Linked DNA regions of Homo sapiens: region 1 is linked to region 2. The links are chromatin contacts, found by Hi-C or POLR2A ChIA-PET in ENCODE. All regions are on one chromosome and are shown on one strand. Each heading gives the region's core, a stretch centred on a gene start or an enhancer-like site at or near the end of the contact. The rest is flanking DNA. Distances are from core to core; before and after follow the strand shown. Region 1 overlaps LOC107986383 (a long non-coding RNA gene). Region 2 has its middle 28 kb from the start of LINC02230.

What was found. Hi-C counts contacts between places; a loop is a spot of excess contacts on that map. ChIA-PET counts read pairs that join two places held with the same protein, here RNA polymerase II (POLR2A).
Region 1: a loop to region 2 is called in a map of mammary epithelial cell, with 2.9 times the contacts of the local background. The contact joins two enhancer-like sites. A Hi-C loop is called at or near these places in 2 of 168 maps with a recorded cell type or tissue (PC-3 and mammary epithelial cell). POLR2A ChIA-PET finds 5 or more read pairs at or near these places in 6 of 52 experiments (AG04449, BJ, H1 and 3 more).

The regions. Positions count from the first base shown.
Region 1 is chr5:73,410,551-73,414,545 of GRCh38, forward strand. It overlaps LOC107986383 (a long non-coding RNA gene), which reads left to right. Exons shown (of 2, transcript XR_001742516.2): 2 at 1-701. Among named protein-coding and RNA genes, the nearest start is that of FOXD1, 36 kb to the right of the region's middle. Within about 2 kb of position 2,146, at least 3 of the 41 ENCODE cell types and tissues checked have a DNase peak (open chromatin) inside an H3K27ac peak, as active enhancers do; they include PC-3 and mammary epithelial cell, where a contact is called at or near this core.
Region 2 is chr5:73,364,107-73,367,654 of GRCh38, forward strand. No RefSeq gene overlaps it. Among named protein-coding and RNA genes, the nearest start is that of LINC02230, 28 kb to the left of the region's middle. Within about 2 kb of position 1,330, at least 5 of the 41 ENCODE cell types and tissues checked have a DNase peak (open chromatin) inside an H3K27ac peak, as active enhancers do; they include PC-3 and mammary epithelial cell, where a contact is called at or near this core.

The sequences.
Region 1 (3,995 bases), core at 896-3,395, 47 kb after region 2:
AGCACACGGAACACTTCATTGCTGTTTTTGGGGTAAGGGGCATATGTCACTAATAGAATGTCTCTGAAGCTGGATTGATGTGAGGAAAACAACTTTCCCTTCTAGTTTTGAGAGACTTCCTCTTGGCTCCCAGGAGGAGGGATTCCCTGACTTTGACACACATGGCCACCTTGGCACAAAAGCCTTGTGGTATGGAAATACAAATCCATTTTTATGTCCTCTTCTCCCTTTCCATCCTTCAGCATAGACTTAACTCCCTTAAGCCCAGACATCTGTTGGGCTGACCCCCAGTCATTGGTTACCAGTGTGTCAGGCAATCTGGACTTTCCAGTGATGCCACTGAGATGGCACCTGTCAAAACAGCAGTGGTTCCGTTTCTAGATTATGGATCTTCAGATAAATTCTACCATTTTCATTTAACTTCCTGAAAGTCAGGGTCGGCTTGTGAAAAGTTGTTAAACAACATGCTAAATGTGAAATGTCAACCCTCACTCTAAACTTTCCCTGTTCAGAGCATCAGATGAAGACTTTGTTAGATTTTATAGTGGCTTTCTGATTTTGGTAGTCCATTGAAGAAGGGAGTTTGAAAGTTGTTGTATACTGTTAACAATTGTCTGCCCATATCCTGCCTGAAATGCCATGATTGTTTATGGAAAGTATCTTTAATAAAGCTGGATACAGTTTGGCTTGGAAAAAAAGAATTAAAATATAGATTCATAGGCTCCATCCCAGATCCACCAAGTCAGAACTGCTAAGTTTAGAGGCCAGGAACCTGCATCTTAAAGAAGCTCCTGGGGGTTTTATGCACATTAAAATTTGAGAACCACTCTCTATAGTGGCAGAAAAGTCGGCCTTACATTCCCCATAGTGCTTTGAAATTCATTCCTTACTTTTCCTCTATTTTCAGGTGAAATTGAGAATAGCTGGTCAACAAATTTTCTTATATTTAAAAAACATTATAAAGGTACTCTTCATTCCTTTTTCCCCTCCAGACTAAATAATATAAATACAAATAATATTAATTCCTTAGTCTTGATAGGATGTATTTTCTAATCATTAAATCATTCACGAACTCTGGTCAAATTCTTTCCTCTCCAGAATCATAGACAATACCCTTTGACCATGGAAAGAGATCCCACTGTTTAATATTTCAGATTAGAAAAATCAGAAGCCTAGAGAAGTCACACTAAAGCCATCTGTATTAGTCAGGGCTTTTCACAGAAATTGAACCATTAGATACATAGATACATATATATTATATATCTATATAATATATAATATAAATATATACAATTATGGAGGCTCAGAAGTCCCTTCATCTGCAGGTTCGAGACCCACAAACGCTGGTGGTGTAAATTCCAGTCTGAGTCCAAAGGCCCAATTTATCCAGGGGCACCAATGGCATAAATCCTACTCCAACAGCAGGAGAAGACTGATGCCCAGCTCGCAGGCAGGCAGGAAGAAAAAGGGACGAATTCCTCCTTCTTCAGCCTTCTATTCTATTCAGGCCCTCAATGGATTGGATGATGCCCTCCTCCACTGGAAAGGGTAATCTGCTTGACTGAGTCCACCGATTCAAATGCTAATCTCATTTGGAAACATCCTCACAGACACACCCAGAAAGACTGTTTACTCTGGGCACCCCTAGGCCTAGTCAAGTTGACACATAGAATTCACCATAACACTATCCTAATCAGGGTTATTTCCAGCCATGAAAAAATGTATACTTATGAATTGTTAACTTAATGGTATCTGCCTCTATCTAATTCCTCCTTCCTTCCTGTTAGCCTTTTGTGTTGACTTTGATCGATGAAGGAACAAACCTAGCACTTACAGGCTGTGTCTGAGCCCTGTCGTGCCACAGGAGGATGTGAGTGATGAGACTGGGAAAAGGTACTCATGAGGTAAGTCCTAAGCAACTTTTCACCTGACCTTGTGAGCTTTTGAGCTTTTGCAAGTCTTGAGAACCAATCATACCTTTTTGAGCAACACAAAAATGACACTTGGTGAGGGCCATAGACAGCATTCTGATACTGCTAGAGCCAGAAGGCTTAAAATCCTAGCACTGATACCTGCTATTTCTCAGCCTTTAGTTTTGCTCTCCCTTGAAAGAACTCTGCTGATCATTCACATATGCATTCATCAAACATGAGTCAACATTCCCTGAATATTCACAGTCTAGCAGAGTTACAACAGGTACTATGAATAACGAATCTCTGAATAAGAGAGAACTTTGATGAGTTAGAGGAAAGGAAGAAAATAGAAGGGTTATTCAGTTTCAAACCACACTGATTGAATGATTCAGAGCCCCTTTGTGTGCATCCACAAGAAACAGACAGAGCAATAGGGAGAGCCAGGTCACCCAAACTCCTGCCATTCATACTCTTCTAGCAGTAGAAAAAGTACCACTACTTGGCTAGTACCCAGCCACATATTTCCCATTCTAGAGACAACTATGGGACTTTACTGAGAGTGTCTTTTTTTTTAGTCAGACTAGGAAAGTTAACAGTTTTAATGGCTTTTTTAAGTCATAAAGTATTTATGAAGTACCCATTATGAGCAGAACTTTTTAAAATTAAGAATTGCTAAAGAAATTAGAAGATACAGTCAGCCCGTGAGGATTTTACAATTTATTTAGGACAGAAGATACTCATATTATTAGAGAATGCTATAGGAATTCAAATTAAGAATTCAGTTTCCTGGAAAGGATGATTGATCAGAGGAACTATCATGAGGAAGAGTCTAGAACTGAGTCTTGAAGAAAATGGAGAGTGGCATTGACAGAGAAGAGGAAGAAAGACTTACTAGGGAGGGCGAACTACACCCAACAAAGGCACAGCAAGGAGAAAGTTCACCAAGGTAAGAGGAAGACCAAGAAATCTGGGCAAACTGAATAAAGGGATCATTTAATGGGAGCTGTAAATAAAAGGTGAACTCAAGGGGTGGAATTCTTTGAATTCAGGCTAATTATTAGGTTGGCCATATGAAACTGCCACTTTTGTAGGTCAATTATTGGGAATTTCATATGGTTCAGTTAGAAATATGAAGTTCATGAAATGACAAAGTGAAGAAGCTATTTTGGGAAGATTTATCTGGTAATGGGTAGGCTGGAAGTCAGCTACACTAGAGACCTGGAGACAACTAGGAATTACTCTAATAAATTGAGCATAAGATGGTCATAACATGGATGAGGGTAGGCTGTGGATATGAGAGGAAGAGTCAAATCTCACAGGCATTACAAAGGAAAAATTTCACCTAGACTTGATGACTAATTGAACATGGGCAAAAAGGGAAAGAGAAGAGTCAGAGATGAATACGAGATTTGCAGTATAGGGGACTAGAAGGATAGTGTTGCCATGGACAATAGAGGTGTACCTTGGTTTATGCAATAAATGCTTTCCTGAAAATGTGTGTAGCACAAAATTTTATAAATCAGGTCATGATTTAAATACACTAAGAACACTTGCTGCATTTGTTAGCATATTGATTTGCTGCTTTAATAAACAGAAAGATAAACCAGAATGGCCAGTAACACCACACCTTGGGGTTATCTTTACTAAATATGGGCCCTACTGAACAGAAATTAGAGCTTATCACAGGACAACAAATTTTGTTTGAAAATAACCTTTTTACTACTTTTTTATCTGACTCTAAAAGTAACATAGTGGCTTAAATAAAATAGATTTGTCTCTTATGTGAAGGTCTGAGCTGGTAGAAAACACACAAAGCAGGACAGGGCTTTGTGGGGGCCCAAGTTCTTTTCACCTCTTTGCTCTATCATCCTTTATGATGTTGCCCTCATTTACATGACCAAAACTGGCTCACCATCATCTGTCCTTGTGCCAGGTTGTAGAAAAAAGAAAGAGGATATCAACGACAGCAGCTTCTGTATTAGGACATGCCAGAAGTTGTACACATCACTTCTACTCACATCCTACTGGCCAGATCTTGGTCACATGGACATATCTAGCTGCAAGTGATCCTGAAAAATATAG
Region 2 (3,548 bases), core at 80-2,579:
CTCCTCCATCTGGTGAGGAGAAGGCATTCCTGGGAGAGGGAGTACTACCTGGTCCCTCCCTCTGCAGATGGGGAGCAGACTGTGCCTTGCCAATTCCATTTCTGTTCATTCTGATTCCCTGAAGTCATGACTTGTATCTAGACACAGTTCCTTCAGCTCCCGTTCAGAAAATTGTTGCTAAATCTTCCAAGGCTGCTGCAGTATTTGTGAGCTCTTTCATCATGTCAAAGGACTTCCACCAATCCCTCACTGACTGCTGAACTATACCTTGTGTTTCTTCAACCATATCCTCAAAGGAGCATGAGCTGCAGTAAAACTCATAATGCGGTCCAGTGTGATCTTTTGCCTTTGTTTCTTTGAAACAGCCCTCTTAATAACACTGCCTCACACAGTCTACCCAGGATAACCTGCAGGACTCGTTGGCTGACAGCATGTGCAGAATGGTGAGCTACTGCTCATTGCTCACTATGCTGCTGTCACTGGCTAATAGCATATGTGCATGGGAAATACATATATTAACTGTGAATGCTAATAAATTACATATAGATTCTAACTGTTTTCTGATTTTCCTTGTCCATCCCTCTCAGTACTTGAAGGGCTACTCACCTATTAAATTTGTTAATTGGAAGAAATGTCTGAAGATCCCCACAAGGCAAGTTTATTCAATTTAACTTTTCTAACTTGGTTCAGATTCACCATATAAATGCTCCATGTTTTACTTCACTTTGTCTCTGTTAAAACAGTCTCCACAACCAAGTTGAGCAGAAGAGTTAGAAACTGTTTCAGATATTCCTTTAGCTCACACACACCTTTGCCAGAAAAATTACCTTTCCAGAATTTCCAAAATTAAGGTCTCATTGTAAACACTTAATCATTTCACTACTGGACACCCTCATTCAGAGAGGAGCTGTCATTCAATTTAGTTTGTTTCAAGTGATTTTCTGTACTTCGGATGGAAGAAATAATGGTTGTTTTTTGTCCACCAGGTTTCTATTCTCTCTTCCTAATCAACAGCCTGATTCCTTTGGGGGAATTACCTCTTCCCCTTCTGTGTAGTTTTGGTGAGACTATACCTATCTCCTATCACAGAAACTGAGAGATTAGATCTTTTCCCTCTCATTGTGTTAATATAGCCATTGGCCTGCCTGTGATAAGAGCTCAACCAATAGGTTCCCCTATCAAGACTTTAAATTTTGAGTGACCCAAAGGTTACAGCTTTGTCTTTTTCAGACTGTTCCAGTTATGGCATCATTCCTATGACACAGGCCTCCTCACTCTGCAGCAGTCTTGGTTTCTGCCTATCCCACAGCACAAAATGAAGCAATAAATTTATTTATTTATTGAGCATGTCATAGGTGGTAAACATTGTTCTAGCCCTGACTCACCAAGACAATTGAGGAAAACATATTTATAACTCCAAACACACCTCTTTGGCCTGCAGGAGATGGCTCAGTAAGCTACTAAATTATTGCAGCAACTGTATATGTTTTCATTAAATCTGCAGATAAATGATCAGGCATGTATCCGGCGTTGTTCCACTGGCACTGCTGTGGACTAAACAATGGCCAGTGTTCTGATGTGAATCATTTGAATAGTTTTCAACCCACTTGACTATTCTGGGCTTTATTTGTCAGTTAAACAAATAAACCCAGAGCTTTTGTTTTTATTAGCCGGCTTGAACTACTGTGGCCCAGTTGAGACAGTACTACTTTCATTGCATTGCATCGCATCTCAGCAGGCCTGCTTAAAAGCCTTTGGTGGGCTGGGATTTCCCTTTCCTTCTCAGAACTGGTTTGATCAAAAGCTTCCCATTTAATCTGTCCTTTAGAGCCATCTATGGGAATGAAAAATGCTCCTGGTTGTGCTGATGCGAAAAGAGTGACAGCTAACCTCGGATTGGGACTACCTAGATTGAGGCACCTGTGCCAGGGAGGAAAGAACGTCACCCACCAGGAGAGCAGAGCAGAAGGCATGAGAGAGAGGTGGGCAGGGAGGGGACCGCAGGGTGGGCACAGCCAGTGCCTGGGCTGCCACTTTGATGAGGTGTGATCCCTGAGAAACCCTTGCACTTGTTGCTCTTAGTGGTATGTGTTCCACACAGGTGGCCTGAGGGAAGTGCTTGTGGTGTCCTCCTGAGGAGCGGGACAGGCAGAAGAAGGGAAACTGAGGTATCCTCAGGAGCCCCCTCATAAAGACATCTCTTTACCCCAAGGCCTTGTCCTGTGACCGCAGAAATGACAGCAGCAAAAAGGAACAGAGTGTCCAAGCTGACATTTTGCCAAGCCTTATTCAGCGGCCAGTCTCCTAAACGAGCCTCCCCGCTGATTTCCAACAGTTGAAGAATCTGGCTTCCACAGGGAACAGCTCTCATGAGCAGTGGTGCTGGAGACAGGTAATTTGAGGTCTCTATTTAGATCACTGGTCCTCAACCATTTTGGCACCAGGGACGGGTTTCGTGGAAGACAGTTTTTCCGCGGACAGGGGGCAGGGTGGTTTCAGGATGAAACTGTTCCATCTCAGATCATCAGGCATTAGTTAGATTCTCATAAGGAGCAGGCAACCCAGATCCCTAGATTGCATGCGCAGTTCACAACAGGGTTTGCCCTCCTGTGAGAATCGAACAACGCAGGTGATCTGACAGAGGGTGGAGCTCAGGCAGTAATGCTCGCTCACCTGCCGCTCACCTCCTGCTGTGCAGCTTGGTTCCTAACAGGCCATGGACTGCCAGTCTGTGGCCCAGGGTTTGGAGACCCCTGATTTAGATCACCCAAGCCCACAAGACCAACACACAGCCTAGGCACAAAAAGGAATGTTTAGAACTGAATTCCCCCCATTTGAGTCTTGAAGATAGATGCTCACTGAAGTGGAGAGACGTGGCTGGAAGGTAGAAAAAAAGGTGAAAGAGCCAATCGATCAGTCCAAAATGCAGGTCTGTTGTGTTCAAGTATTTGAATGAGGTTCTCAGTTGGCTCAAGGAGGACAGAAAGAAGGAAATAAGACTGCTGCTTCCCAGTGACTTATTCTTTTTTTTTTAATTGAGAAAATTCACATAACATAAAATTCACCATTTGGAAGTGTACAGTTCAGTGGTTTTTAGTATATTCACCATGTCGTATAGCTATCACCACTATGTAATTCCAGAACTTTCCATCACCCCTAAAAAGAAGCCCCATACCCATCAGCAGTCACTCTCCCTTCTCTCTTCCGCTAGCTGCCATCAACCATTAACCTACTTTCTGTCTCTATGAATTTGCCTATTTAGACATTTCATATGAATGAAATCATATAACACATGACCGTCTTTGTCTTCTTTCAGTCGGCATAATATTTTCAAGGTTCATTCATGTATCAGTACTTCATTCCTTCTTATGGCTGAATAGTATTCCATTGTATGGACGTACTGCATTTTGTTTGTCCATCATCAGTTGATGGACATGTAGATTGTTTCTACTTTTTGGCTCTTATGAATAACAGCACTGTGGATGTTTATGTGCAAGTCTTTGTGTGCAGATATTTTCACTTCTCTTGGGTATAGACCTAGAAGTGGA